Regions from separate parts of the Mus musculus genome. Here all the other regions are linked to region 1. A link is a loop called in an ENCODE intact Hi-C map of the cell type or tissue named here. Cell type or tissue: left cerebral cortex. All regions are shown on one strand. Region 1 holds the start of Tmem132d (transmembrane protein 132D). Region 2 overlaps Tmem132d (transmembrane protein 132D). Region 3 overlaps Glt1d1 (glycosyltransferase 1 domain containing 1). Region 4 overlaps Tmem132d (transmembrane protein 132D). Region 5 overlaps Tmem132d (transmembrane protein 132D). Region 6 overlaps Tmem132d (transmembrane protein 132D). Region 7 overlaps Tmem132d (transmembrane protein 132D).

The links. Hi-C counts contacts between places; a loop is a spot of excess contacts. Peaks named below come from ENCODE experiments on the same cell type or tissue, not always from the same donor. Only the 100,000 strongest peaks of a DNase experiment are listed, where the experiment ranks them.
Region 2: it touches region 1 in a loop (3-fold over the local background); 5 of 42 quality-filtered maps call a loop at or near these places.
Region 3: it touches region 1 in a loop (2.9-fold over the local background); 5 of 42 quality-filtered maps call a loop at or near these places.
Region 4: a loop joins it to region 1, with 2.8 times the contacts of the local background. A loop is called at or near these places in 2 of 42 quality-filtered maps.
Region 5: it touches region 1 in a loop (3-fold over the local background); 5 of 42 quality-filtered maps call a loop at or near these places.
Region 6: a loop joins it to region 1, with 3 times the contacts of the local background. A loop is called at or near these places in 2 of 42 quality-filtered maps.
Region 7: a loop joins it to region 1, with 3 times the contacts of the local background. A loop is called at or near these places in 2 of 42 quality-filtered maps.

What each region holds. Positions count from the first base shown.
Region 1 is chr5:128,430,876-128,434,875 of GRCm38, forward strand. It overlaps Tmem132d (transmembrane protein 132D), which reads right to left and starts at 2,202. Exons shown (of 9, transcript NM_172885.2): 1 at 1,411-2,202. The coding sequence starts at 1,489. In left cerebral cortex, no CTCF peak of the experiment used is centred here; DNase peaks (open chromatin) are centred at 1,592, 2,267, 2,793 and 3,350; H3K4me3 peaks cover 2,779 bases; H3K27ac peaks cover 1,541 bases.
Region 2 is chr5:127,952,753-127,956,752 of GRCm38, forward strand. All of the region lies in intron 4 of Tmem132d (transmembrane protein 132D), which reads right to left. Among named protein-coding and RNA genes, the nearest start is that of Glt1d1, 320 kb to the left of the region's middle. In left cerebral cortex, no CTCF peak of the experiment used is centred here; DNase peaks (open chromatin) are centred at 1,733, 3,270 and 3,999; H3K27ac peaks cover 595 bases.
Region 3 is chr5:127,706,421-127,710,420 of GRCm38, forward strand. It overlaps Glt1d1 (glycosyltransferase 1 domain containing 1), which reads left to right. Exons shown (of 12, transcript NM_177005.4): 12 at 443-1,100. The coding sequence ends at 604. Among named protein-coding and RNA genes, the nearest start is that of Glt1d1, 76 kb to the left of the region's middle. In left cerebral cortex, a CTCF peak has its summit at 1,934; DNase peaks (open chromatin) are centred at 548, 778, 1,878 and 3,401.
Region 4 is chr5:128,260,904-128,264,903 of GRCm38, forward strand. The region is part of intron 2 of Tmem132d (transmembrane protein 132D); the gene reads right to left. Among named protein-coding and RNA genes, the nearest start is that of Tmem132d, 170 kb to the right of the region's middle. In left cerebral cortex, no CTCF peak of the experiment used is centred here; no DNase peak of the experiment used is centred here.
Region 5 is chr5:127,819,998-127,823,997 of GRCm38, forward strand. The region is part of intron 5 of Tmem132d (transmembrane protein 132D); the gene reads right to left. Among named protein-coding and RNA genes, the nearest start is that of Glt1d1, 190 kb to the left of the region's middle. In left cerebral cortex, a CTCF peak has its summit at 2,143 (motif pointing right); DNase peaks (open chromatin) are centred at 2,192 and 3,197.
Region 6 is chr5:128,088,858-128,092,857 of GRCm38, forward strand. The region is part of intron 3 of Tmem132d (transmembrane protein 132D); the gene reads right to left. Among named protein-coding and RNA genes, the nearest start is that of Tmem132d, 340 kb to the right of the region's middle. In left cerebral cortex, no CTCF peak of the experiment used is centred here; DNase peaks (open chromatin) are centred at 1,859 and 3,468.
Region 7 is chr5:128,038,270-128,042,269 of GRCm38, forward strand. All of the region lies in intron 3 of Tmem132d (transmembrane protein 132D), which reads right to left. Among named protein-coding and RNA genes, the nearest start is that of Tmem132d, 390 kb to the right of the region's middle. In left cerebral cortex, no CTCF peak of the experiment used is centred here; DNase peaks (open chromatin) are centred at 1,979, 2,369, 3,049 and 3,419.

The sequences.
Region 1 (4,000 bases):
AGGAATCAGTGAGGGAGTGAGAGGGAACACCATTATTAGTGTAGAGTCAGTCCAAAGCCGCCCTTAATAAAGCCCTGCTATTAAGGAATAAAAACAAAGACGTCTATTCTTATCAAACCAAGCAACAAGGACAACAGCACGCCTCCCAGCTATGCTGGAGTGGCATCGTGGCCCTGACGACCTAGGGTCTGCATTTTTTTTTTTTAACCAACCTCCTCTTTGGTTTCCAGTGTATTCTATATCTCCAAAGCTGTGGCTCCCTCCCGGAAGTGGGGCTACTCCTCATTAGCTTACCTGAGCCCCCTTCAACAGCACTTGAAAACACAGTGACATAAACACCTAGCATGCCCCCGCAACCATTCCCACGCAAAAAAAAAAAAAAAAAAAAAAAAAAAAAAAAAAAAAAAAAAAAAACAGCAATCAATCTGCCTAACTCTACAAGATTCTATGCAACTAGATTGCCAGATACCAGAAAAGCCAGAAACCAAAATCAACATATCATAAAAGATTGCGCTTGTCAACTGGCTAGGAAGTTTCAGAGAGATGTTGCCTGATAAATATTCGCAGAGAAATATGTTTACAGGGTTTTTTTTTTTTTTTCCAGCACACAGGAGACCGCAAAGAATCTTGACTTTTGCTGTAGAAAGGGGGTGTAGGGGAGAAAACTACCCACAAATAGAAACCTCCTGCTCGGCCAGGAAGACGTGTAGAGTCCATCTACCGTGTCCTGTGGATATCGATCGCTCTGCAAGGCATTTCTGTCCCAAGCTTTCAAATTTGCTTGTACCAGGCAGGGATTTGAAGGAGACGGTAATAGCAGGTAAACGGGGCTTCCCGCTTCTACTCACGGCCCCATGTCAGGACCCCACTGGGAAGACTTGGGTCAGATAGACAGTAGAGCATCTGTGGAAGTATTCTCCTATCCCCCCACCCACCCCCACCCCCATCCCCTATACACACACAGCAGCTGCAGAAGGCCGACCCAGGAGACCCTGGGCTGAAAGGGTCTCTGGCCAACTGTGTTCTTAACGGCCCGTGGTACACTAGCTGACATTCTCGCACAGCAGGGCTGTTGAGAATTATTTCTAAACCGGTTAGGGCCAGTTGGGAAGTCCACACCAAATTCTAGGAAGCGTCCAGGGCCAGGGCAGACTAGGCTTCCCCGTTTCCCTTTGTCGCTTAGGCACACTCTCCTAGGGCATCATACCAAGACTTCCAGGGAAATCACCTGCTGCCAAGGTGTCTGCCCCGGAACCTTGGCTCCACAAACCTGCTGTGTACACACACACACACACACACACACACACACACACACACACACACCCACCGGCCCTCTCTGGGCCACCCACATCCACATCTACTCTCAGCAAAGTTAAGTCCCCCGGGCCCAGGTAGCCCCAGCGTCCTCACCTTTGGAGAAAAGGGCAGCTAGGCTGATGAGCACGGGAGACCAGAGGTACCACAGAGTCCCCATCTCAGATGGGCACATCCTGGAGACTTGGAGCGCGGGTCCTCTGCTCCTCCGTGGTGTCCTCTGGCTGAAGAAGGGATGTCGCCAGATCCCCGGAGAAGAGAAGCTGAGCTGGATGACCAAGACGCATCTGGCTAGGGACCCGAGCAGCAGGGCCGCCCTGTGCCGGGTCCCCACAGGTCCATAGCCAGGCCGCTCAGGCTCCGGGGTCCCGCAGCGCAGGCCGAGGCTCACCTCAGTCTTTCGACTGCGCTGAGGACTGGCTCGTGAATTGAATTTCACTCCACAAGGGGGGTCTCCGGTGTTGCGTCCCCAAGCATGGAGAGCGCTCTGAGGACTCCGGCTGGGAGGCTGCGGTGGGCTAGCGCGCGCGGGCGGCTGCGGGGCTGCGAGGTTGCGGGGCCCGGGGCGCGGGCAGAGGCGGCGCGGGGGTCCCCGGGCTGGTAGCCAGGCACGCGTGGGGACCCGGGGCACATAGCCTCGCCGCCCCCATCCCGCGCCACGGGGCTTCGGCGCGCGCGCTCCGCCGCCCAAAGTTTGCGGGGCGCTGCGGCTCCACCCCAGCCCGCCCCGGCTCCCCACGCGCGCCCGGCGCACGGCCGGCTCCGGAGACGAGCAGCGCTCGGGGCGGAGGGCGAGCGGCGCGCGGACGAGTAGGCGCGAGCTCGGGGCGGCTGCATCCGAGCGCACCCAGAGCAGCGTGCCCAGGCGGGCTGGGGTTGTTGCTTCCTAATTTCTCTCTCTTCCTCTCTCCCTCTCTCTCTCTTTTTAAGCCCCACCCTTCTGGAGTGACAGCTGTGAGCCCCAATCCGCAAAGTAGGTCCCACCTTCCTGGTTGCGGGGCGCCCAGCCTCGCAGTCGCCCTCTCTATGTGCTCGAATAGGAGGGAGATGTTCAAAGGAGGTTATGGACACCCCGCAAGCCCCGAGGAGCGCGCACGAGAACCAGCGTGGATGTCCACGCTCACAACAGGTGTGGAAAGGCCATCTGCCCTGCCTTCTTAAAGCTTCTGACTATAGGCGGCCTTCAGGCAAGGACAGTTCAGGAACCCCTAACATAGGCTGAAGTGTTTCCGGTGAACTCTAGATTGTGAGCCTGGGATGCCAAAATGACCCTCAAATTCCTGTCCCTGAAAGATTTCCATCCTGGCTCCCCGCTGGCCTTTGGGCATTAGGGAATTGGCATTAGGGAAGATATTTCATTGAAAAGCTAATAGGTACAGCTCTCCACTCATGCCTTCCAGGGTATCTAAGGCGAACTCACACCAAGATACATAATACCCATGCTAGTGTCCCGAGCCGGAGCCCTCCTCACTGCTCCGCAGAGCCTTGGAAACAAGCAGATGTTGTGGGGATTCAGAGAGGAAACCCAGCATCACTCCAACGAGTGGGTTCACTTCTGCGGATAAAAATGGACTGGGTTAGTTAATTTTCTTTGTGCCATGACAAAATACTTAACAAAAGCAACTTAAGGGAAAGAGAGTCCGTTTTGGGCTCACAGGCATGAATTGGTTAGTTTTTGTCCGGTTGACATGAGCTAGCGTCATTTGGGAAGAAGAAACCTCCGCTGACTAAATGCCTCCATCAGATTGCCCTGTAGGGAGCCTGTGGGCATTTTCTGGATCAATGATTGCTGTGGGAGGAGCCACTGGAAGTAGTACCGCCCCTGGGCGGGTGGTCCTGGGTTTTATATGAAAGGAAAGCTACAAAGGCCATGGAGAGCAAGTCAGTGGGCCGCTTCCTTCCACTGCTTCTGTGTGTCTGTTCCTGTCTCCGGATTCCGACTCTAACTTCCCTCCATGATGGATTTAAACTAGAGGATGAAACCAACCCACTTCTCCTCAAGTTGCTTTTGATCTTTGTTTTTATCACAGCTTGGCAGCAAAGAGCATGAGGCAGCTGGTCACATGGCATCTGCAGTCAGAAACTGGGGGCGAGGGCGCCAGGCTGGTGCTCAACTTGCTCTCTCTGTATTTAGTCTGGGGCCTCTGTCCATCCATGGTAGCACCCACATTCAGGATGAACCTTCCTCTTCAGTTAAACCTTTGTGGGAACCCCCAGAGGTGGGTCTTCATGGTGACTTTTAAGTTAGAACATGACAGGACTCACAGAATCTGGCTAAGGAGGCAATCCACACCAGGGAGCTACAAAACCATCCCCAGCTTTAAGCATTTTCAGCTCCCTGACTTCCAAGGGAAGATCAGAGGAGTCAGGGTTGTTCTGCCAAAAACAGCCCAAAGGCCTCTGTCTTTCTGGGTATCCTCATCTTTGGGGTACCAGCTCCAGATTTGTCCTGTGTGCCTTTCTTAAATTTTGTCTTTCTGGTGTTCTGTCTGTCTCTGTCTCTATATCTCTCGATCTCTTTCTGTGTGTGCATGAGCACGGGCACACACATGCGCGCGCACATGCACTCACACACACACACACATTTTCTGTTTTCTAAAAACTTTACAGAGTTAGCAATACAAAGAACCTGGTTGAAATGACTGCTGTGCCCATCCCTGAACTGATGTATCGAGGCAGGTGGGAC
Region 2 (4,000 bases), 480 kb before region 1:
ACTCCTGAATCAAAAGACTATCAGAGAAAGCAAGTCTCAAAAGGGCACGGACAGTGCATGAAGAGTGGCCCAGCAGCCTGAGCTCATGACTCTGCTTCAGTGAGAATTAGCTTCAAAGGGCTCCTGGTGCAATGGCTTTCCTGTCAAGTTAAAAATTCTTGGCAGCTTGAATAGTTCAACTCACACAAGAAGTTTCCCGGCCGTGATCACTCAGCTGAAGCCAGGGTGCAGGACTGTGGGAGGTAGAAGATATTTCCTTTAACATCCTGCACTGGCATGAATTAAGGAGCACGGTGCTAAGAAACAGACATCCCCATGGTCTTAGGACTCCTGCGAGGGTGCGTGTCCCTTGTGCATTCCAGATTTAATCAACAGTCTGAGAGCAAGACTACAGAGGGAGCCAGAATGGTGAGCATCTCTAGACACTCAACTAGAGAGAGAATCTGCCCTGGAAGAGTCTGCTTAGAACGTTGTCTAGGAAGAATCAGCTAATAGACCCTCATCTAGCCAGAAAGCAAAATGCAGAGCATCTCGCCAGGAACAACACGAATTAACTGCATTCATTCACACCCAGGGCAGCAGAGCATTTCCTAAGGGATGACAAGAGACAAACCAGGGAGGCACAGTGATCCATCTGTCTATTATAAGCAGTGGTCAGACGTTTGGAGTTCAAGTTCACCAACAACTCATCAATTGGGATTCCTAAAGAATTTTGTTACTGTATTGTTATACTTGAGAGTTAAGACTTGTTTTTTGATTTTTTTTAACCCCCCCCCCCTTTTTTGTATTTATGTGTATTTTTTCAGGTGTGTGCAATACCTGTTTGGTTGCCCTCAGAGACTAGAAGAGGGCATCGGATTCCTCGGAAGCTGAAGTTACAGGCCATTGTGAGCTCCCTGATGTGGGTGCTAGGAATCAAACTTGAGACCTCTGTTCTTAACCTGAGCCGTCTCTCCAGTCCTTAAATCTCTACTGTTATGAGACCAACAGAGACCATCAGGAGAGGACTGCTCATATTTTAGTCAATTACAGAGCCAGGAATAGACCCCCCCCCCTTTTTTTTCTTCCATAGTAAAGGGACATTGTGTCGGTGTTGGGAATGTGTGATGTCATAGCCCTTGTGTGCTGTGTGTGCAAGAGTCTGTGTGCTCACAGAAGAGAGAGTCACCAGGCTGGCTACAGAGAGGAGGTTAGTGTAAGAGAAAGATTGGCAAGACACAAGGGCCAGACCAGAATCGATTGAAGCAGCCTCTAGATTCTGAAAGGACAAGAGGATTGCCAAAAGGAACCAGTAACAAGTTCATTGCCTACTTCTGATCTCCAAGGCACATGCTGACTTGGTAGAGTAGCCTTGAGTAATAATGGTGTTCTCCTGGGCTCTTCAGCCAGAAAGGCGACACCCACTTCTATCACTGAGATGGCATTGGATGTTTTTTGACCTTAACAGGTCAATGGCAGTCCTATGTCCCCTCCTAGGATCTTTTCTTTTATGGGGGCAACTGTTCAGGAACTGGCCTTGCTTCTGGGCTAGTAGATTTTCTGCACATGCGCTGACTTTCCTCCTCTTTATTGCACAACTGGCTGAATTCTCACCCTACGATGTGACCCCGCCTCCCTGATCTCAGCATTTTTTAAAAAAATCCTCCCACCCCCACTGAACAGCTGTCATTCTCCAAGTCTTTGTGCCCAAACTCCAAATGTGCAGACGCTCACAAAGGATGAGGTGCGAAGTTTTTATTTCTTTTTCATTTTGGCACCTTTTCTGTCAACCTTTTAAGTACTAAAGATATCTTTGTGCGTTTGGCTAATTTCGCCTTTTGAAAAGCACAAGGAAAGGGCGTGAGGTTTGAAGTTTGCCTATGAGAGTGATTAAGCAGGCTGGGAAGCCGCCGCCGCCGGTGTGATGGTTCACTGAAGAGCTGGGCTCAGCTTTGTGGCAGGAACGGCTCACAGAAAGATTCGCCTCTGCTACTTCAGAACGGACATGAGAACATTCTGGGAATGGCAATGTGTCCACTTCCTGTCCCTTTCGACAGTTAGCTTAACCTAGGGTCAGTAAAGAACTTAGAGTGATATTTTATTAGTAATGGTATCTGTGGGATCCAGGAGGAAAAAGGGTGGGGCATTTAATAAGAATAGAGATGGGAAGAGCACTGTGGGCTGTTGCATATTGGATAGCCTCTGACCTTCCCTAGCTCCCTGTAAACAAAATGTCAGTATAATACCCTTACCACTGTCCAAGGGATCGCTGATGATTACGATAAAAAGAAACTAGTGAAGGCGTTTAAGAAGAAATTTGCCTGCAATGGTACTGTAATTGAGCATCCAGAATATGGAGAAGTAATTCAGCTACAGGGTGACCAGCGCAAGAACATATGCCAGTTCCTGATAGAGACTGGGCTGGCTAAGGACGATCAGCTGAAGGTTCATGGGTTTTAAGTGCTTGTGGCTCTCTGAAGCTTAAGTGAGGATTTCCTTGCAATGAGTAGAATTTCCCTTCTGTCCCTTGTCACAAGTTTAAAAACCTCACAGCTTGTATAATGTAATCATTTGGGGTCCGCTTTTAACTTGGACTAGTGTAACTCCTTCATGCAATAAACTGAAAAGAGCCAAAAAAAAAAAAAAAAAAAATTGATTGGGGACCAATGTGATCACTGGGAAAAAAAAATCAACCAATCAAATGTAAAACAGTTAAAACTATTTGTGTGTGCATGTGTTATATATACATGCAGTATATACACACATTTGTTAGCATGTGTATGTATGTGTGTACATGTGGGCTTGCTTGCAGGTGCATGTACACATGTGCACACTCATATATGGAGGTCAGAGAAGAGAGGATCATGGAGTACAGGGGAAATATGCTCAAGGTATATTACATGCTTATATGAAAAAGGCCTTATATATTATACATATTATATGTATATGTATATATTATATATATACATAGCAGAGAAAAATTAACACAAACTCAAAATTCAATCCAAAAGAGTTGAAGAAAGACAGCCCAAGCCTGAAGAAATTTTCCATGAGAATCAGTGATTCATAAAAGTCTTTCCTCCAGCACTTGCCTCTGATTTGGGGGAAATAGAGGCTGGGCTGAGTTTCAAGACCCTCCCTCCCACTCCTCCCCCCCCCCCATGCTACTGTCTCTCTGAAGGTGTGGCGGAGGGTTTTGTACAAAGTTCGAGAGAGAGACCTCAGACCCTGCACTGGTTTCCAGGTGATGCAGAGAGGGAAGTGGATGTGAGTGGTGGGGGCGGGGCTTGCCTCACAAGTGGGGAGCTGAGTTCTAAGCCTAGAACTCACACAGAAAGTCAGATGCAATAACACACACAACCCCAGCAATGATAAGATGGGAGACAGAAAGAGAGACACACACAGGAGGATCCCTGGAGCTTGCTGGTCTACTTGATGAAGTTACAGGTTTAATGAAAGACCTTATCTCCAACAAAACGTGGAAACTGTCTGAGGAGCAACATTCAAGATTGACCTTTGATCTATAGGGAGAGGGGGGTGGGGAAGGAGGGAGGGAGGGTGGGAGAAAGGGAGGGAGAGAAGGGGAGAGAGAGAGAGAGAGCGAGAGAGAGAGAGAGAGAGAGAGAGAGAGAGAGCACATTAAAAGCCCAAGATCTAGTTCTAGATCTCAAATTTTCAGATTTGCTTTCAAACCTCGCTGAGTTAGTGTGGAACCACCACCAGAAAAGCCCCTGCGGGGCTTTCCTGAGGACTCGCTGGGTCAGTCCCTGCAAAGCCTTGTATGGGTACAGTGTGTAGTAAGAGTCCATCTGGCGTCGCTATTATTAGGATAAGTAAATATTAATTTGCATCAAATTGTAGATACAAGAGCGATCATAATTAGAGCCGTAAAAGAAGACGTGTTATAATTTCTCTGGAAAATATAGAGGCTTCTGGAAATAAAGCCTTAGACACACGGTGCTTCAGGAGCGTGGCGCTCGGCAGCTCACCCACCCGCCAGCTGTCGGGGATGGGTTTAACT
Region 3 (4,000 bases), 720 kb before region 1:
GGTGTGTGTGTGTGTGTGCATATGCGTGTGTGTGTGTGTGTGTGTGTGTGTGTGTGTGTGCGTGCGCGCGGGAGTGTACGCATCCTTGTGCATTTTATCCACTGAACCATCTTGCCACCTGACATATACAATGTTTCTTTTTTTGTTTTGTTTTGTTTCTTTTTTTTTTTTTTTTTTTGGTTTTCTGCGACAGGGTTTCTCTGTGTCGTCTTGGCTGTCCTGGAACTCACTCTGTAGATCAGGCTGGCCTCCAACTCAGAAATCCGCCTGCCTCTGCCTCCCAAGTGCTGGGATTAAAGGCGCGCCACCACGCCCAGCCACAATGTTTCTTAATCCTAATGCTTGCGTTATTCTGATCCTGCTCCCTCAAAGTGATTTTTCTCCAGGGTTCCCCCTGCACCCATCACGCATATGCGTTTCTCATCCACTTCCTGTCTTTCAGGAGTTCATTCAGTTGGCAAAGAGACTGGTTAGCGATCCCGCACTGGAGAAGGAAATCGTGACCAACGGAAGGGAATACGTGAGGACGCATCATTCCTGGCAGGTGGAGAGAGACACCTACCAGCGCCTCATCAGGAAGCTAGAGACGAACTTGGAGGATTAAATGATGGAAGTCCGTGCTCACCACATCTGTCCCAACAACCATCAGGTGCTCAGCTCGGGGCAGATGCCAAAAGATGGGACCCAGTCCTGGACCACTGGAATCCTAGAGTCCCCAGGAACACATCCAAACCCCACCCCACCCCAAGTCTCTTCCTGTTTGGCAGACAGTTCTGCTGTGCTTACAGCTCAGTTCTGGATGGACTTATAGCTCACTTCTGAAAGTGCTTGTGACTCAGTCCCAGAGGTGTTTACAGATCAGTCATCAGTGGGCTTGTAGGCTCACTGCTCAGTCCCAGATGGGTTTGTAGCTCTGTGCAGGAGATGGAGGTGCATCTCAGGGGCCTTTGGAGGACTGTTTCAAGGACTGCTTTTACAACGTATGGAGGCTTATTTATAAGCAACAAAACCCAAAAAGGCCAGGATTGTCAATGGAGTGGAGCTGGCAGCATTTTTGATATGATCTTGATCAACAAGCCATCATGGGACAGGGGGGTGGCGGGGGTTGGTAGGGAGGCGGGCTGTGGTTGGCATGCTAATTAGCTCTGGAGAGGCTATGAATGTATCATGTTGTGTCACTTCTCACTAGTGTACCTGAGAGCCCAGCTTGCTTTCCAGAAGAGGCCCTGCCCCCCCTGTATGACATCACAGGGAGTCTGGCTCTCAAGATGGAGGCTGGGAGCCTTAAATTCAATGTGGGTGGTCATTCCTCTTACTGCTAAGGAATTGAGAACAAGTGTTGATTGAGTCACAAGACTCCAGACAATGGTGGGACCCAAGACTGTGACAAGAGGTCACTGGGGTATGAGAAGTCAATCTGGGTAGTGGGGGTATCTTTCGATGGGATCTCCCTACAACAGCGCTCCGTTCCTCCAGCAACCCTTTTGTTGAATTTCAACAAGGCTGTGCTACTGTGAGCAGGACGTGCAATGGCCACCTGTGTAAGCAGCTTGGAGGAGGAGGAGGAAGAGGAGGAAGAGGAGGAGGAGGGGGAAAGGGAAGGGGAGGAGGAGGAGGAGGGGGAAGGGGAGGGAAGGAGGAGGGGGGGGGACCGCAGCCAATAGCCACACATGAGTATCAGACTGTGGAGGGAACGGAGGAGGAGTCAGAACCCATATCATACTTGCTCCAACTCAGAAGGCACATCTGGGCCTTTTGCATTTCATAGCAGCAGCAAGCATCTCCTTTTTAGAGAAGCAGGCTGGAAGGAAGCAAGCTTTGTAAACCAGAACATCAGGGATGAAATCAGAGCCCGATTCGATAGAGGATGTAATTCTCGGCCTTTATTCTGTACCTCAGATTCAGCACCGGCACTTTCACGTAGGCTCCAGCAGAGGCAGCAGCAATCCCTCACTGCTCGAGCTTCAAGCATTTGCAAGGCGCACTGAGAAATGTGTCCATTTCCTTGGCCCTCAGCCTGAGCTGGGGGTCTTACCTCTCTGGGCACAAGAAGGGGTGGGGGTAGAGGGGCGTGGAGAGAATCACGAGGCCTGAATCTCCATAGCAGCTCCTCTGAGCCCAGAGTTCAAACCCACCTCAGGAGAGGTGTGTAGAGGTCAGGTATCACGGTTGTTTACAAAAAACAGGATGCTCCGGAATGCTTGCCTCTCCTTTGCCCAGGGATGACATCACTGCCTGACCACTGTGCCAGCATCTCTAAGCTACATCTGCAAATGCTCCTTGGGGAAGGAAGGTTTCTTAACTAATAAAGCGTGTTACCATCAGCTATATATATCTATTTTTTAAAGCTGCTGTTTATTTATTCCAGAAGCACCTCTTGTTGGGAGCAGCCCCAACACCCCACCCCACCCCTGCAACACGGTCCCCAAGAAAACAAATACATTACTCGAATTTCTGATCAGAGGGGTTGGACACGAACTTATACTGAAGTGTAACAGCTTTCCCTTTCCGTACCAGACACTTGAAGAACATAAAGAGGAGCGGTTTCTGCAGACTCAACAGTTTGGAGGTTCTAGTCTATGCCTGGTTGGCTCTGTTTGGTATCCAACCCCAGGACAAGGGACAGGGGTGCCTATTTTACATACTGAAGCAGACCTGGCCTCCAGGTTTTCCCAGCATCCCTCAGACCCTACCTGGCATATCCTGCCCCCAACTCTGAACTTTCCAGCCCAGGGGCTGGGCTGCCCTTCCCCCCAGAAGCTCCTCCCTATATAATCCAGACAGTTTTGGTCTCTCTCCTCTTCTCTCTCTGTCCACGCATGCGCATCCCCTTCTTTCTCTCTCCTCCTGCCCCCTCCTTCCTTTCCCATTGCAACTTCCCTGGTCTTGATCCTTGGGGCCAGAGAACTCGCCCACCGGAAAGCAGCTTCCCAATAAACCTGCCTTTAATATAATCTAATCTGGCTTGAATTGGCTCATTTCACCGGCGGCAGAGGCAGAGAAATAACCTATCAGGTTCTATTGCTCCAAGTCTGGGCAAAGAAGCATTTCGACAGGACTGATTGGCAGAGTAAAAAATGCACTCTTCTCAACTGGGAAATGAAAGTGAACGAGGAGGTAGTACCGAGTGCAGATAATGACCTAAAGACCATATAGTAGGCCCTGTCTCTTAAAGATTCCGCCTCATCTGAAAAAAAAAAAAAAAAAAAAAAAGATTCCGCCTCCTCAGAGGGGCACATTGCAGCTGTCCTTTCAAGTGAGCCTGTGGGGTAGACAGCTGCAGGCCTCTATGTGGGGGACACCTCCACACAGGCCCGGAAGGGAGGTTTGCAAATGTTCGAACACTGAAGTATCTTGCCTTTGACAGAAATGCTCAGAGTTGCTGCAAGGCCTCCCTGGAAGGGCTCCTTGTAACTGAATTTGCTTCCTGTCTCATTTATCCACAGCTTCCTAGCAGCTCGGGGGACATGTCTCTGCCTATTTTGTGCCAATGTGGCCGAGCATGGCAGACAGTCTAGTTAATGCACGAGGCACAGAAATGAACCGGTTAGTGGGTCAGACTCTGAGGCTCTGCAGTTGCAGCCCGCAAGAGCCTGAACGAGTGCTCACTGTCCCATGATGGAAGAGCAGAGCTGAGCTGGAGATACACAGAACACAATATATGAGGGGAGTTAAACTAACGCTTTTATAAGCAACCCACTCCTGAGAGGACCCCTTTTCCCCAGGACTGGCATCAACCTCCTCTTAAGGGGTGGCCCAAGTGCTTCTCCATTGGCCCCACCTCCCATCACCACTGAGAACTGGGATTCCAACAGGTGGCTGGGTGCAGTGGACAACAACTGTAATTCCAGCACTTGGAGGAGGTGGGAGGTTAGAGCAGTGGTCTAACCTTACTGCTGTGACCCTTAATACAGTTGTCTTAGTGACCCCCAACCATAAAACTATTTCCATTGCTATTTCATACCTGTAATTTTGCTGTTATAAACTGTAATGTAAACAT
Region 4 (4,000 bases), 170 kb before region 1:
TTTTTGTTTGTGCTCTATACACACAAACAAGGAAGGGGACCAGAAACTGGGGCTCAGGGAGTCTCAAGGATGCTTCTAAGATGCACAGAAGGGACAGCACTCAGGCAGGTGCCCACCATGCCTAACTTCATGAGGTGTGCCACTTCTCCTAGGCTCCATGTGGTCCCAGTGGGCAAACACAATGCTCTGTATTTGAAAAAAAAAAAAAAAACACCATTTACGGCAATGACTAATGTGACCAGAGAAGCACCAAGAAAGGCTAGTCTCTCATTTAGCTAACCACCCCCCACCAGCAACTTTTGTTCCTACCTCTCATGTTGTTATCTCTGCCCCCATTCCTGGATAAATAAGAATTGAATAAATAAAAGAACTCATCCACCCTGAAGCTGCCCTGACTTACTTTGTAGAGAACAAAGGGATTGTGGTTAAAGTGATCTCCTTTGCTCTGCCTGGTTCTCGTCATAAGATGGCAGGGATTCGCCTCCTCAACCACACACAGCTGGCGTCAGTGCAACATGAGGCTGAGTTCGCACAGAAAGAAAGGTGTGGGCAACACTACACACAACATGGCAAAGGAGACTGTGGAATCACGCGTGTCTGGTCCATACCCATCACTATCATCATCACCATCGTCATCGTCACCACCACCATCACTATAAGCATTACCATCATCATTCATTGCCAGTTCCAGTCTCCTCATGCCTACAGTGTGGACAGTGACTCAACATGTTGTAGCGGACCTCTTGTCATGTGACCTAGTGTCTTAGTTAGGGTTTAACTGTTGTGAACAGACACCATGACCCAAGGCAACTCTTAAAAAGACAACATTTAACTGGGGCTGGCTTACAGGTTCAGAGGTTTAGTCCATTATCATCAAGGGGGGAGCATGACAACATCCAGGCAGGCATGGTGCAGGAGGAGCTGAGAGTTCTACTTCTTGTTCTTAGTAGAAGGCTAGCCGCCAGGCAGGTAGGATGAGGGTATTAAAGCTCATGCCCACAGTGACACACCTACTTCAACAAGGCCACACCTCCTAATAGTGCCACTCCCTGGGCCACACCTAGCTTTAACTCCATCTTCTAGAGAACACCTGGATTTCCCTTATCAGAGTAGTCACTGCCCACACCTGGTTGATGTCTTTCCTGCAGCAAATGCAGAGGCTGCTTTCTACTGGGCCATGAAGAGGGTCAACTGCTCTCCCATGCTGTGGAATTGCCAGGGGTTTAGTGTGCCCCAGGCATGCCCAAATGGTGTTACTTCTTAGGATGTAGGTGTTTAACGGATGCCAATCTGCATTTGTGGGGTTGGTCTGGGCATATCCCAAACTCCTCTTTACCAAAAGCCATGCCTGTCCCCTATCTGTCCCTCAGAGCTGGCAAGGAATTATTCAAGGTCAGGGGACTCAGTGAGGGCCTTTGCTTGGTACAGCAATGTTAAGGAGCTGTGGAGGGAGCTGACAGGAGTGGTACAGGTCTGTGCCAGCCTCTGTTCCCCAGCCGGAATCGGCTCTGTCCACACCCTTCCTAGTTACCAATTCTCGAAGTCCCTCAGTAACCATCCATGAAGTCCTTTACATAATGTTTGTTACATTAAGTAAGATAACTTTTCTAAGTTAAGTTAAGCCATTATGGAACGTCTAGCCTACGACTGATAAGATTCTGGGTTGCAACTTGGCTTCCTCCACCTAAACTAAAACTAGAGATGTTCTGCTAGGTGGAAATCAACCCATAGGAGCCCTGGGGGGATGAAGGAGGCCTAAGGCCACTCACAAACCAACTCATCATTTTTGAAAGCCCCATCTCCTCTGTAAAGCAGCTAGCCACCCGTGATGGCTACGCTTGCATGGCGACTTGACTACATTTGGAATTAACTAAAACCTGAGCAGTTGTGTACACCTGTGAAGGAGGTTTTTTCCTGAATTAAGTTCTTTGAAATAGGAAGAGCTCCTTTTCATGCAGATCCTTTGAGGTGGGAAGATCCACCTTTAATCCGGGTCACACCTTCTGCTGGCAGCCTGTATAAAAGACATGGAGGACGGAAGCTTGGTCTATTTCCTGCCTTGCTCTTGTTCTTGTGGGCAAGTCCATTCCTTCATTTGCATTAGAGCCTACTTCTTTGGGATTCTGGTGTATACTGAAGACCAGCTAAGACGTTCAGCCTGGGGGACTGAACCCCTACTGAATCCTTGAACCTTTTATTGGTAGACAGCCATTGTTGGACTAGCTGGACCACAGCTTGTAAGCAATTCCAATACACCCCCTTTCTATATAATACATGCAATATATTGTATATAAGAATATATATTTTATATAAGTTCTGTTCCTCTAGAGAACCCTGTCTAATATAATACAGCACCCAAAGGGCATCCCCAGACACACCTCAGTCCTGACTCTCTAATCATATGTCAAATACTCTTTCTCTCTACCCTGGCTCTCTCTCTTAAAGATCTTCTCTCAGCAGGAAACTCCCTGGAAAAGGCTTAATCCAGAGAAGTTTTTATATTTTAGTTTGAATTAACAGTTATGTGCCTGTGTGCATGCCTGCACATTTGGGGGGAGGGGTGTTACGCGCTTGTGCACATCTGTGCGCGTGGAGGTGGGAGGTCAGCCTCAGGTAAGAGGCCAGCTCCTCAGGAGCTACCCACCTTGCTGAGACAGTCTCTCGCTAAATGGAAAGCATACAGATTCAGCTACAATAGCTGGCTGCTGAACCACACGCCACCACATGTGACATTTTTTTTTTGTGGGTCCCGGGGATCAAACTCAGACCCTTGTGTTCACACGGCCCATGTTGTTGTATGAGCCATCTCTTTAGATCCCAAAGCATCTCAAGTCTGATGCGGTGGAAGGTGCACGACTGTCAAAGAGCGCTTGGATATCTCCTTTAGTATTTAAAACTGCAGAGCCCTCTGCCAGCTGTAAGCGGTCTTTGATAATGATCATTATTATCAAGAGGGATCTGTTCACTCAATGAGCTTGAGAAGGGCCCTCGGGAAGAGCCCTGATTTGTCTTAGTTCTGCCTTCTATATCTCTGGACTCTGTCCTCCACATGAGCTTCCCTGACATTGAATAAATATTTGGCTTAAGCTCCAGTCCAACCTAAGGGCCAGAGCTTCTTAGGAAATCAGTCTCTCTAGGGGAAAGATGAATGGATGGTGTGGAGGGAGAGAGGGTCCCCAGGTCTGTCATCTTCTGCTTGGCATTTGTGCAATCTGAGCCACTGGCAGTCCTGAACCCTGTGTTCTGTGGAGAGGGAGATGGGGAAAGGAATGGTGGGTGGGATCTCAGAGCAAAGGGCCCAAGCGCCGTGGGTGCTTCAGTCGTCAATGGGAAGAAAAACATTTTCTGAGATTTAAAGGAACTTGGATGTCTGTGAAATGAAAGGGCTTTGCTTTTCTTCTACAACGGGGGGCTTCAAGACTAGAGCAGCAGGGTTAGAAAGATTTTATGAGACAACAAGCTATCTATTGGAGCTTTCTTGTCCTCAGTAGGAATCACCCATGTACCAACGTCCAGCCACCCACACAGACACCCACACAGACACACACAGACACACACACACACACGGGGCGGGCGGGGGGAGCAAGGGGACAATCGTTAAAACGTAGTTATAATTTGGTACCCAGAATAGAAGCCCTACCCCCTCAGACATTCTCTGCAGCATCTCCCCTGAGGTCGCAGGCACAGATAAGCCTAACCCTATTTATGGAGATTCAGATAACAAGCTCACCCCATCACCAGGTCCACGTTTAAAGTGTCTACTTACGTAAACAGAGTAGACCCACTCAAGACTGGAGTATGTTAGCTGTGTAGCAGACATACGCCAAAGCCCAGGGAACATCATAGACGAGGAGGCAGGAAGGATGTAAGTAAGAACCAGAGGTTGGGGGTGGGGTGGGGGGAGAGAGCTGTGGGATGCTGTGTTCTGAACATGACATGGCTGCTGCCCCCATGAACTCGAAGAAGCTATGGTTGCAGGTAGAACATCAATCTAGTCAAA
Region 5 (4,000 bases), 610 kb before region 1:
TTTGAAATCTGTTCTGTTAGCACTTCTGGAGTCTGTGGTAATTGCACATAGTTATAGGGTCTGATGTGATGTTTTGATATGTGTATGCATTATGGAAAGATTAAATCAAGATAATTAACATGTCTATTACTTCACATCCTTGTTTGGTGTATGGGGTGGGAATGTTTAAAATCTAATGTTGAAATTTTGACACTTGTGTTGCTATTAATTACAATTGGCACATATATATCAGCATCTTTTTTTTCATGTGTATATATGTACGTGAGTGGAGGGAGGCTGAAGATTGACACTGTGTGTCATTCCTGATGGCTCTCCATCTTACTGATGCAGGGTCCTTTGCTGAACTCTGAGCCCTCTGACCCAGTTAGTCTGCCTCATAAGCTTGCTCTGTCAATGCCAGCTCTGCCTTCCTGTTTGGTGCTGATGTTACAGGTGGCTACCACAGCAGCCCAGTTTTCATACAAGTGTTGGGGATATGAGCTTGGGTCCTCATCAATGCCCTTGACCCACTGGGCCATCTCCTGGCCCCTATTTCAGCATCTTTAATATATTCATAGCAGCTGTGAACTTTCCCCTGTCTTGTTGATTGGGTTATTGCTTGCCATGTGGCAAGACTCGACTTTAAGAGTGCAGTTTGATTAATTTTGGTAACTGCACAGTCTCATAGCCATTATCACCATAACAATCAATGGTCTTTTGTACTAAAAGTATTTCCTAGAAGATTTTAGTTGCTGCATACACATAGACATAGAGAGACACTGACACACACACACACACACACACACACACACACAGATGCACGTACCACAGATATACACCACACACATACAGACACTCACACATGCACCACAGACACATACACACACCACACACACATATCATAGATACAGACACAAACACCACAGACACACACAGACATGCACACTGTAAACACACACACCATACATACAAACAGATAAACAGACATACAGACACATAGACACACACAGAAACACACACATGTAACACACATATACCATACCATAGACACGGACACATATACACCATAAACACACACACAAACACACACCACACACACATACCAAAGTCAGACACATACACCATACACACCATAGAGATCACAGACATACAGACACACACCACAGGACCACATACTACAGAGACCCACAGATACCACAGAGACATACACACAAACACAGATAAACACACAAACACATGGAAGCTGTTGGTAGTGGTGGATATGCGTTTTGCTTGATAGTAGTAATCATTTTGAAACACACACACACACACACACACACACACACACACACACTATGATACATATATGTCAAAATATCCTGTTGTTCCCCCTATATACAACCAAGAACCAAGATATGTGATCTTTTTTCTTTTGCAAATTCGCTTACATTAAAATAACATGTTGCAGGAGCAGGGGGCGGGGGCGGGGGCGATGAGGAGGAAGGAGGGCTAGCCTAAAGGAAGGGCACATGAAAAAGCCATATGGAAATTTCTAGAACACAACCTGATTAAAAATTTAATTAGAGGGCTAGTAGAATTCATGCAATATGGAAGAGGAGGCGGGAGCATAGGGTTCAAAGATTAAGTGGGGATCAGTGTCGCGGATGAGGGAGAGGAGGGGGAGAAGGTGGGTCAAAAATGAAGGGTGTATGAAAAAGCTTTACAGAAACCTTGAGTCAGAAGATTAATTTTAAAATAATAATAAAAAAGAGTTTGAACATAGGTACCCTGCATGGGTGGACAATTCTGCTCCCAGAAGACTCAGCTATTAAAAGAAAACTTGCAGAAAATGCCCACAGGAATAGAATCCCAGCAAAGACTCTCCTTCTCTTTAGCACTTGTCTGGCTCGAGCATAGAACCATTTCCAACACTGTGGGTCTCCACAGTTCTTCACTTTGGGTGGAGAAGTGTCCTTTTGCCTGACTGCACCTGGGTCTGTCTCTTCATCCATTATGAGCCATTTGGGCTCCTCTCCTGTTTTGCTTTAAAGAAAACACACACACACACACACACACACACACACACACACACACACACACACACTGTATATATGTATGTATAGGTGTTTTGCCTGCATGTTTGTCTGTATATCACATGCTTACAGTACCTTCATAGGCCAGAAGAGTGCACTGTATCCCTTGAAACTGGAGTTACAGATGTACCACGTAGGTGGTAGGATTCAAACCTAGGGATTCTGGAGGAGCAATAAGTGCTCTTAACCACAGAGCCATCTCTCCAACCCTGGATTTTGCTCTTTTTTTTTTTCAGTTTTAGGACCACACACCATCTGGATGGCTTCAAAGATCTTTGTCTCCAATGTACAGAAGTAGAAAAGCAACTGTTCACTTTGCTGTCAGGGAACCTGCTGCAGACACAGGCAAGCTGGACCCTTGTCTCTGAGGTCCCTGTCAATCACCAGGTCAATATGGGTAGCTGGAAATTCCATTCTGCAGACATGAGGTTTATCATTTGTTCATCTGGCCAAGAGAAATCAGATGATTTTTTTTTTAATGTTATGCTTGGATCTAGCATTTGGGGGAATGCTTTTAAAACTAGATGATAAGACCTTTTCCTAGTTTGCAAATGAAAACGGTGGAAGTAGTCATAGGGAAAAAAGTGAGAACACCACAATCCAAGTATATAAGGAGTGCATGTGTGTGTGTTTGTGTGTATGTGAATGTACATGTGTGTGTTCATGTGTGTGCCAGTGCACATGCATATGTGGGTTAGAGACAGACGAAGACCTCAGATGTCTTCCTCAAAATGCCATCTTTCCTGTACTTAACTAACTCATTATTAATTCAGGTTGTTAATTTGTGGCATTAATGATGCCGCAGTGCATGTCTGAAGGTCAGAGGACAACCCGCAGGAATTAGTTTTCACCTTCTACTATGTGTGCGGTCCTGGGGACCAAACTCAGGTTGGCAGGCTTGGTGAAAACTATCTTTACTTGCTGAGCCATCTTGATGGCTCCACCCTAAATTTGAGACAGAGTTTCTCATCTGTCCAGAGGTCATCAGTTAAACTAGACTAGCTGCCCAGTGCACAGGGGAATCCTCCTGTCTCAGCCTCCCCAGTGCTAGCATCACAAGTGTACACTACCGTTCTTTGCGTTTTCTGGGGAATGAACTCAGGTTCTTGTTGCTTACAAGACAAACACTTTTCCAACTGAGCCCCAACCCCCAGACTGGCAAATTGGCACGGTTTTAGGCTAAAATTAGAGCAAGCATTATTCAGAACAAGCAATTGAAAATGAGGCTTATGTTAGCTTGCATGTAAAAACTTTCAAAGCAAGTACCATTTTGATGGAAAATGTGAGGTTATTAGAATCTGTCGTAAGCAATGAGCCCTGCATTCTTGTATGGTGTTCAGAATACAACTTGTCTTAGTTTCTTTTCCTGAAGCTGTGTTAAGACATCCTGAGGAAAGAAACTTAAGGAGGGTTATTTGTTGCCTTGGTTTTTGTTTGCCTGGCTCACAGTTCAAGGGTCTGAACCATCCTGACAAGGAAGTCAAGGCAACAGGAACTGGAAGCCCTGATCATATGACATCTATAACCAGGAAGAGGGGGATGAATGCTTGCTGCTGTTCTGCTCCCTTTTTCTATGTACACAGTCTAAGATCCCTTCTAGGGAATGGTGCCGCCCACAGTGGGCATGTGTCACCGAAATCATTATAATCAGGAAAATCCCCCACTCCACCTCAGGCATACCATGAGATCCTTTTCTCAGTGTTCAAATTGACAGCATCATCTATCACACAATCACACAACAAATCCTTATGCAACCACTTGTGGACTTTGGGTGGGATCCTTGGGAACCACACCCAAATCCTCCACCACCACTCTTTCTGCAGGTCCCATTGGCTTAGTGAGTGGTTCCAACTTCGTGATGGCAATTCTGCTCCTCTGGTTTAGGGGGGACAATGTCACTCCTCCCAGAAGAGACAAAAGAGGACCTAGAGATGATATAGACATTCATA
Region 6 (4,000 bases), 340 kb before region 1:
ATTTGAGTATGCAGGAAGCATAGGGATACAGACTCCAAAAATCACAGAAATGACAGGGATAGCCGACAGCCTGGACCATCCCCAATATCTTTTAAAATGCTAGAGCATCTATCTTCAGCCTTCTGGCCCAGAACATTGATTGACATTAAGAGAAGCAGGAATTATGAAGGACTATCTTACTCTGTGTTAGCAGAGCTTAGCAGTCAACTATCCTGCATTTGATTATCCTTTTTGGACATGATTTTTGTCTGCAGATCAAGTTAGGGAATTTCTTGCCCAGTGGCTAGTTTGCCACAATTAAAGCAACTCCACAATTCCACAGTACTCTGTGGACACCTGTCTATGCCCCAGCAAAGAGCTTTGCTGCAAGGAAGGAATTGTTGCATAGGGTATGGCCATCTGGTTCTGATTCGCACCTCTCTCAAAAACTTATAGTCAGTCATCTCCTGGGGAATGATGGGAGAAACATAGATTCCCAGGGGCTGTATGTACTAAGCTGAAAAAACTGGCCACCACATGGAGAAGGCAGGGTTCTCTGTGCCATTCCATCAATCAGGAATTGCTCACATCAACGCTGCAAATCTCTTGTGGTCCTATTGTTAGTTCTGAGATGTGTCCTGGTAGTGTTTGCATGAAAGACCACCTAGGAAAGTGGACCTTGTGTCTTTATGTAGCAGAGTGCTGGGAGACACAGCAGGGGGCAGGAACCCTATGGGAATCACAACACAGCAGGAAACAACTGGCCACTCTAAAACATGGGTCAGCCTCAAAGTGGCACAGGCAGATGAAGAGGGGAAGAGGAGGCTGAGCAATATGTAGGCCACATCCCAAACCTGGAATTCCAGAACAGGCAATGTCTATTGAAGTAGAAATTAGAATTAATCTACTATATAAAGAGACACCAGAAAACTATGTAGTGAGCTTGCATATAATCAGGAAAAAAAATTAAAACAGTATAGAGAAAGGGAACCATAACCAGTCCTTGATGGAATAGGCCTGCCATCTCAGCTAACCAGGAGGTTGAGGCAGGAGGATTGCAAGGTCAGCTTGGGCTACAACATGAGTTCAAGGAAGCTTGATAAAATTGTGTCTCAAAATAAGAAATATAAGGAGGGATGGATGTGTGGATCAGCAGTGGAGCATTTGCGTAGCATGTATTAGACATTGGGTCCATCCCAATACGGAAATTATGATTTACCAAATGATCATAAGAAAACATTTTTAGTCTTACTAGTGATGAAGGAAATGAGAATTTCAAAGACAGTTTTTAGCCACAACATTGTCAAGTTGATAAAATTAACATTTACCCTGACACTGATTTGGGAAATGAGGTTTTGAATTTGTTAGCAGGGATAATGTTAATTGCTGCAACTTTCAGGGAAATTAAATTGGTGCTTGCTTATAAAAATCAGAAGTTTACCTACCTAGCCTCGCATCAGAGGAGCATTTGGAAGCCCCTGTGAAGCACAACCCACTCTTGCATATCCCTCCAATGGATGGAAGGGATGAGCTTGGCCAAGTGATCTCTGGCTAACAGAATGCTAGAGGTTTGCAGAATGCCAAGCTGTTCTCCTTGGTGTCCTTGGTACTCACAACCCTGTGACCACATCGGGGAACAGAGTAACTCAGTGGATATTCAGAACAAAGTCTCAGACATGTGACTGTGGCTGAGTTGTTTTGGCAAGTTCCCAGGTGCCCAAGCCATCTTACCAGAGCCCCCCTTCTGCCATGGCGCTATCTCCAGTGATAGTCTGTCACTGCGCACAGAGAGTGAAAAGCTAAAAGCTAGAAACATCCAGAACATCCACCCACTGAGAAATGATGGATTTAATAGTGCTGGCTTCATAGTCGAGATGTGTGTGAGGGAAAGCCATGAGTGGAATCTTCTGCCAGCCATCTGGAAGAGTGAACTTGTGGCAGGAAGCCATGTTTTCTGGGGGAAGAGGGTTGAGTTGATGAGAGTGGCTAGTGCAGATGACTGAATTTTCATACGTACTTTGAAGGCAATTCACCCAACACATGCAACACTCTTGATATCCAGATGTAATGAATGTATGGCAAGGCAGTGTCAAGGGACATCAGTCTCGGGAGCTCACCTACCTGTTTCTGAGAACTCTGTGGTGCTCCTAAGGTTCTCTGACTCACTTGAAACTGCAGCCTCAATTTTGCTGTGTTAGACATGGTAAATTCTGTGAAAGCTTCAGTGGCCTTTGTTTCCTTTGTCCTAAGACTCTAAATCTGGTTGTGTGGCTCCTTCTCAGGCACATCCCAAGAGGACAGACATCTAATCTTATCTCTGAGAACAAATAGTCTATGTATGTGTTTATACATGTGTGCATATGTGTATTATAACGTATACATATGCACAAAAGCACATGTGTGTATGTGTGTGTGCATGTGTGTTTGTATGTAGCTGAAGAGTGTGTGTGAGTGCAGGTGACCATGTATGCATGTATGTGTGTGAGAGTATGCATCTGTGCATACACACATGTGCCTGGAAGCACACTTGTATATGTGTGTGCATGCATGTACACATGTGTGTGCACATGAGTATGTATATGTGTGAGCACATGTGAGTGTCTGAGTGTATTTATACATTATACATGTGTGTGCACACATCTGTGTGTACATGTGTGGGCATGCATGTATGTATACAGGTGTGTACATGTGTATTACATGAGTAAATATTGTATAGGGTGACCCAAATGCTCAAATTTCCAGATATTCCCTTCACTTTGAAGTTCAAATAACCTGAAAGATTTTTTTTTTTAAAGAGCAGATCTTCTCTTCATCCCCATTAAACAAAGGACCAAAAAAAAAAAAAAAAAAAAAGTCCGGCACCTGTCAGGACATTTCTTTTCTGAAGAACAAATTCATCACAGGATCCTCTGTTATCTTATCCTAGTGTTGACTGACTCTACAGATGCCTTCATCCCACTAGGAATTCGGTTTCATTTACATGGAGCCTGGACATGAGGGCAGGGAGCCTGCATGGATAAGAACCACTGACCTCTTGATGAGCACGACTAATTGGAATTTTCAATGAATGCTTATGATTCTCTGATCTTGTGACATTCGAAATCAGTGACAAATTAAGTCCCTCGTCATCTGAGATGTGAACTGCACTTTACTGAAGTTGAAACACTTGAAAATTGGTTTTACAAATGCCATCTCATCCGAACGCTCAGCCGCGGTATGTCACTTCAGATAGGTATGAATGTGAAAACCAAGTGGCTTTGTATGGAGGCAGACGTGTTTGTTTCCTGCCAAAACAGCCGCGTCAACACTCGAGTGGTGCTGATGGGGAACTCTGGTACAGGGCTGGGGCTAAGAGGGGCTGGCGCTCCATGGCTAGACAGGAGGATTTTGGATGACTGACAGAGCCCTGTGGAAAGGCATGCTTCCCTGGGGAAACCCTCCCTGAAGATATCTCTATTTCTCTACGCCTTAACTCTAACTAGGCTTGTGCGGGCCAGTGCATATGCACAGGATCTATTCCAAGCTCACATTGCTCTGCGTCGATCAGTGCTCAGTCGCTTCTGCTCTCACTCATGCACTCAGCACTTCTGCCTTACACCTCCTGCGCCTGTGTGCGAGCATCTCTAATACCTGCACAGGAATTCTCTCTCTCCATAGGCTTATTCTGTATTTGTTAGCTACAGCCTTTCCACAGAATTCAACCTGTCTAAGAGGCTTTCCTCCACTTTCCCCTCTCCTCTCTGCTGCATTTCTGGGCAAGTCAGAAGCAGTGTGATGTTCACACCTCATCTTTAATCATATCTAAGCATTAATTCCTTCTGCTTGGGGAAAGAAACAGTTGTCATATACAAGAAAGAATAATACGTGAAAATCCAAAATATCTAATTTCTTATGTGACAGTGATTTCGGGTGTCACTTATTGAGCTCTCGATAAGTGGCTGGGTATCCTTTCCTAGCTAGGCAAGGCCCCACAGTTTAGAGGACTGTCCTCATTTCTATTTCTACAGGGCAACATGTCCAT
Region 7 (4,000 bases), 390 kb before region 1:
AAACAGTCCTTTCAAAACTCCCTTTATCATGTTTTTTTTCCTGCAAATTATGTATCTCTGGCCCCTTTTTAAAATTAGGGCTATTGATCCATAGCACCTAATGTGGTGGGCTCGCCTGCAGCTGTCTGAGGAGCAGAACATTATTTCTCAGCTTTTATGTGTTTTATGCTCCTGTAACATGGTTTTATTCTTGACCTGTATTCGTTTATGTCATGCATTAGGACAATATTTGCTGTATGAAACACTGAGACGCAAGTAGCTATGTCTTCCTTACTTTCAGATAATGAAGTAATTCACTCCTAACACATTTGTTAAACCATTTTTCTCTTATACATACACTTACATTTGGGAAGTCACTTGTTTTCCCAGAATAGACTTTCATTTGGGGGATGTTATGTAATTTTTCATGTGTGTGTTTGTGTTTATGTGCATGCAAATCCAGGGCCTGCGGAGGCCGGAAGGATGCCCTAGAGGAGCTAGAATTACAGGTGGTTGTAACCATCATACGTGGTTCTGGCAAGTGAAGTCAGGGCTTCTTCAAGATCAGAAAGCACTCAACCTGTGAGCACTGTCTCCAGCCTCAATATTGGGAATTGTTATTTATGGTGGCTATTCTTGGTTGTCAACTTGACTACATCTGGAATGAACTAAAATCCCAGAATGAAAGGGCACACCCACCTGTGAGGGATTGTTGCTTGATTTGAAGTGGGAAGAGCCACGTCAAATCTGGATCTTTAAGGTGGGAAGACATACCTCTAATCTGGACCATGCCTTCCTGCTGGAAGCCTATCTAAGGACGTGGAAGGAGGAAGCTTTTCGCTCTTTGCCTTCTTGCCCTCACCTTGTTGGAACATCCAGTCTTTTGCTGGCCTTACAGTTTACTTCTTTGAGATTGCAATGTATACCGAAGACCAGCTAAGACATCTAGCCCTGTAGACTGGATTCTTGGACCTTCCATTCTTAAGAAGCCATTGTTAGATTATCTAGACCACAGCCTGTAAATCATTCTACTATACCTCATATCATATCATATCATATCATATCATATATCATATCATATCATATCATATCTGGGGTATATATTTGGTATATATGATATACAGGATATGTCCCATATATATTATATGTGTGACCTACATATAGTATATAAAACCTATATATATTACACATATTTTATATTATATTATATTAATTATATATTATATTTTATATATTATATATTTATTTTATTATATATTACAAGTTATACATTATATAATATATATAATATATCACATGTTATAACCAATATATAGTATGTATTATATTTATTGCATATATTTATATTTGAGAGAGACAGAGACAGAGACAGACAGACTCATTGTATAAAATCTGTTACTTAGCAGACCCTGACTAATACATTATCCATAGGTCTTTCCCATTCTAGTAATTTGGTGGAGTTACATTTGAGGATGCTTAGCAGTTTTCACAATTAAAAGTTTATACTTAAACCCGAGTGTGGTGGTGCACGCCTTTAATCCCAGCACTTGGGAGGCAGAGGCAGAGGCAGGCAGATTTCTGAGTTTGAGGCCAGCCTGGTCTACAAAGTGAGTTCCAGGACAGCCAGAGCTATACAGAGAAACCCTGTCTTGAAAAACCAAAAAAAAAAAAAAAAAACAAGGTTTATACTTAAGTCAAATGTCTTTCTGATATTCTAAAAGTAACACTGTTACTATTTTATTTTTACCAAAGAGCTATAAAAGTTTATGGCAATGCTTATAAACTCATTGTCCTGTTAATTATCCTTTCTTCTTTTCTTGCAGTGGTTCCTGGATATCTCAGGGTACTCAGCGCAGTTATATCTGCTGTAAGACAGCGCCTCTCTCTTTCCTCCTCAGTTCTGTGTTCTCCTTGTTCTCGATGGTCTAACTGTTGCCACACTCATGTGCAGTGTAGGGTGGCTGTGGGCAGCTGGGCACCTGTTTCCTTCAGGACTCTGGCAGCCTCTTCTCCATTAGCCCACTTCTTTCCTCACTAGCTCCCAGCCAGACCTGCATTTCTGATCCAAGTGCTGTTCTGGGATTCTGGGGGTAACTGCACCCGCTCCTTTCCAGGCTCCAGCTGCTCTGCTCCCCTCTCATCAGCCACGCACGGGGCCCCTCAATCCTCTAGCATTCCCCATCAGTTACTATCTATCTTATTTCTTTCTTGAGATCATTTGTCTACTCTATACAAACACATTCAAACACATGTGTTCCACCCTTCCCCTTAATCTAGAAATCACCGAATGTGAAAACGTCACTCAAATATGGTATCATTATCACACAACTTTTTTTCTGCGTCTGATTTGTTTTTTAAAAGCAGCTCGTTAGACATAGAACAATGAGTCAGCATGTCAGAAGACTTCAAGTCACAGACATTCCAAAGGAACAAAGATAAAGTGTGTATCGTTAAAATTCACCCTGAACTCTCAATTGCCAGTGTAGAGTTTGGAATACAGGACTGGGCTCTAGCCAACACACCCAGATACAATGAATTGCTTTGTTTGTCCAGGAACTCTCTTTGAAGAACATCATTACTTGTTATCCAAAATCCATTTCCTTTTCCCTCTTACTTAAAGAACATTGACTCCCCCCAGGGTGGGGAGAGCAGGTGGCAACTCCACTCTCAAGAACTAGCACCCAGTCCCTACCAGAGAAAGTCAAATGATATCAGATACACTCCTCACCTCTCAGTCAGCAATAGTCAGTAGTTCACGATTGAAACTTTCTATACAATTGTCCAATATCATTAGTCTGAGATTGAAAGTTCCTATAGACCCCAGGCTATCTCATCCCCCAATCCCTTGTGCATGCAATTAGTTTGAAAGTTTGGGGTGATTTTCTGGCTCTGGGGTACTCCAGGTTGGTGTGAGAGATGATTAAAATCTGTCCTCCTTCTTAGTAGTCACGATTCCTGGGGACAACTGTCTTGAGGGTGGTGATTCATTCCTCAAGGTTACAAGTCTTGCGAGTATTTATCGCCTGCCAACTATGTGGCTAAGTACAAAGTGGGTAAGAAATCTTGACCTTGGGAAGTTTACCCACTCTAAGAGGCCGACATTGAAACAATATGGAGAAATCTATCATCGGGGTTTGGGATTTGGGCGGTGCATTGTTGAGACACGCGGAGAGGAATAATTACTGCTTGCATAGAAAGCTGCCCAACTTATCATAACTAACATCTTAGCTGGCCATGAATTCACAATGTAACCCACTCCACGGCTATTCAGAACAAGGGCATCTAAATGAAATCACAATACTTCATCACACCCCTGAGCGGGAGCACAACCCACGTCCACCCATAGGCACACCTCACGGCTATGCTTTATTAAAAAGACAGAAGAAGTCGGGGGAGGACCTCGCTTGCTGGGATGACTCCCACTGAGTCATCCCTACTGTGTCATCCCTCACCCCAAGGACCCTCTGAACCTCTAGGCATAAGGCAGGATGCCAGGGCCTTCTTTCTAATGCCTGTTGCTGTATACCTTTCTCTGATTAGTGTGTAGCAGGCTTTGTGGTTATAGCCTTCATTATGTAGATTTCTTTGTGAGGGAAGAAGTGGCTCCGGGCTCATTATAATTTCAGAGTATCTAGCACATTGTAAGTTATCAGTTGCTATGTGCTACGTGAAGGAGGGACCTGTGAAGAAGCCGAGAGGCTGTGATGATCATTGTTAACTTCACGGCAAAGTCACTCCCTGCTCAGCAACGAGAGAGGGTCTGATTCCCCCTCGTTCAGAAGCCGTGTCGTGTCTTCCAGCTTTGCTAAAGTAATGGCTGACAAAGAATGATGTAGATTTAAAATGTGTGATGTGTTTTCATATGCCCTGGGTATACGAGTTTGTAACAAAGAAGCTGGTTTTGTGTGTGTGTGTGTGTGTGTGTGTGTGTGTGTGTGTGTGTACACTTGCACATAACAGAAATACCAGAGATCTACTCTCAGCAGATTTCAAGCCAACAGTGGGATTTGCTAAACCTCAG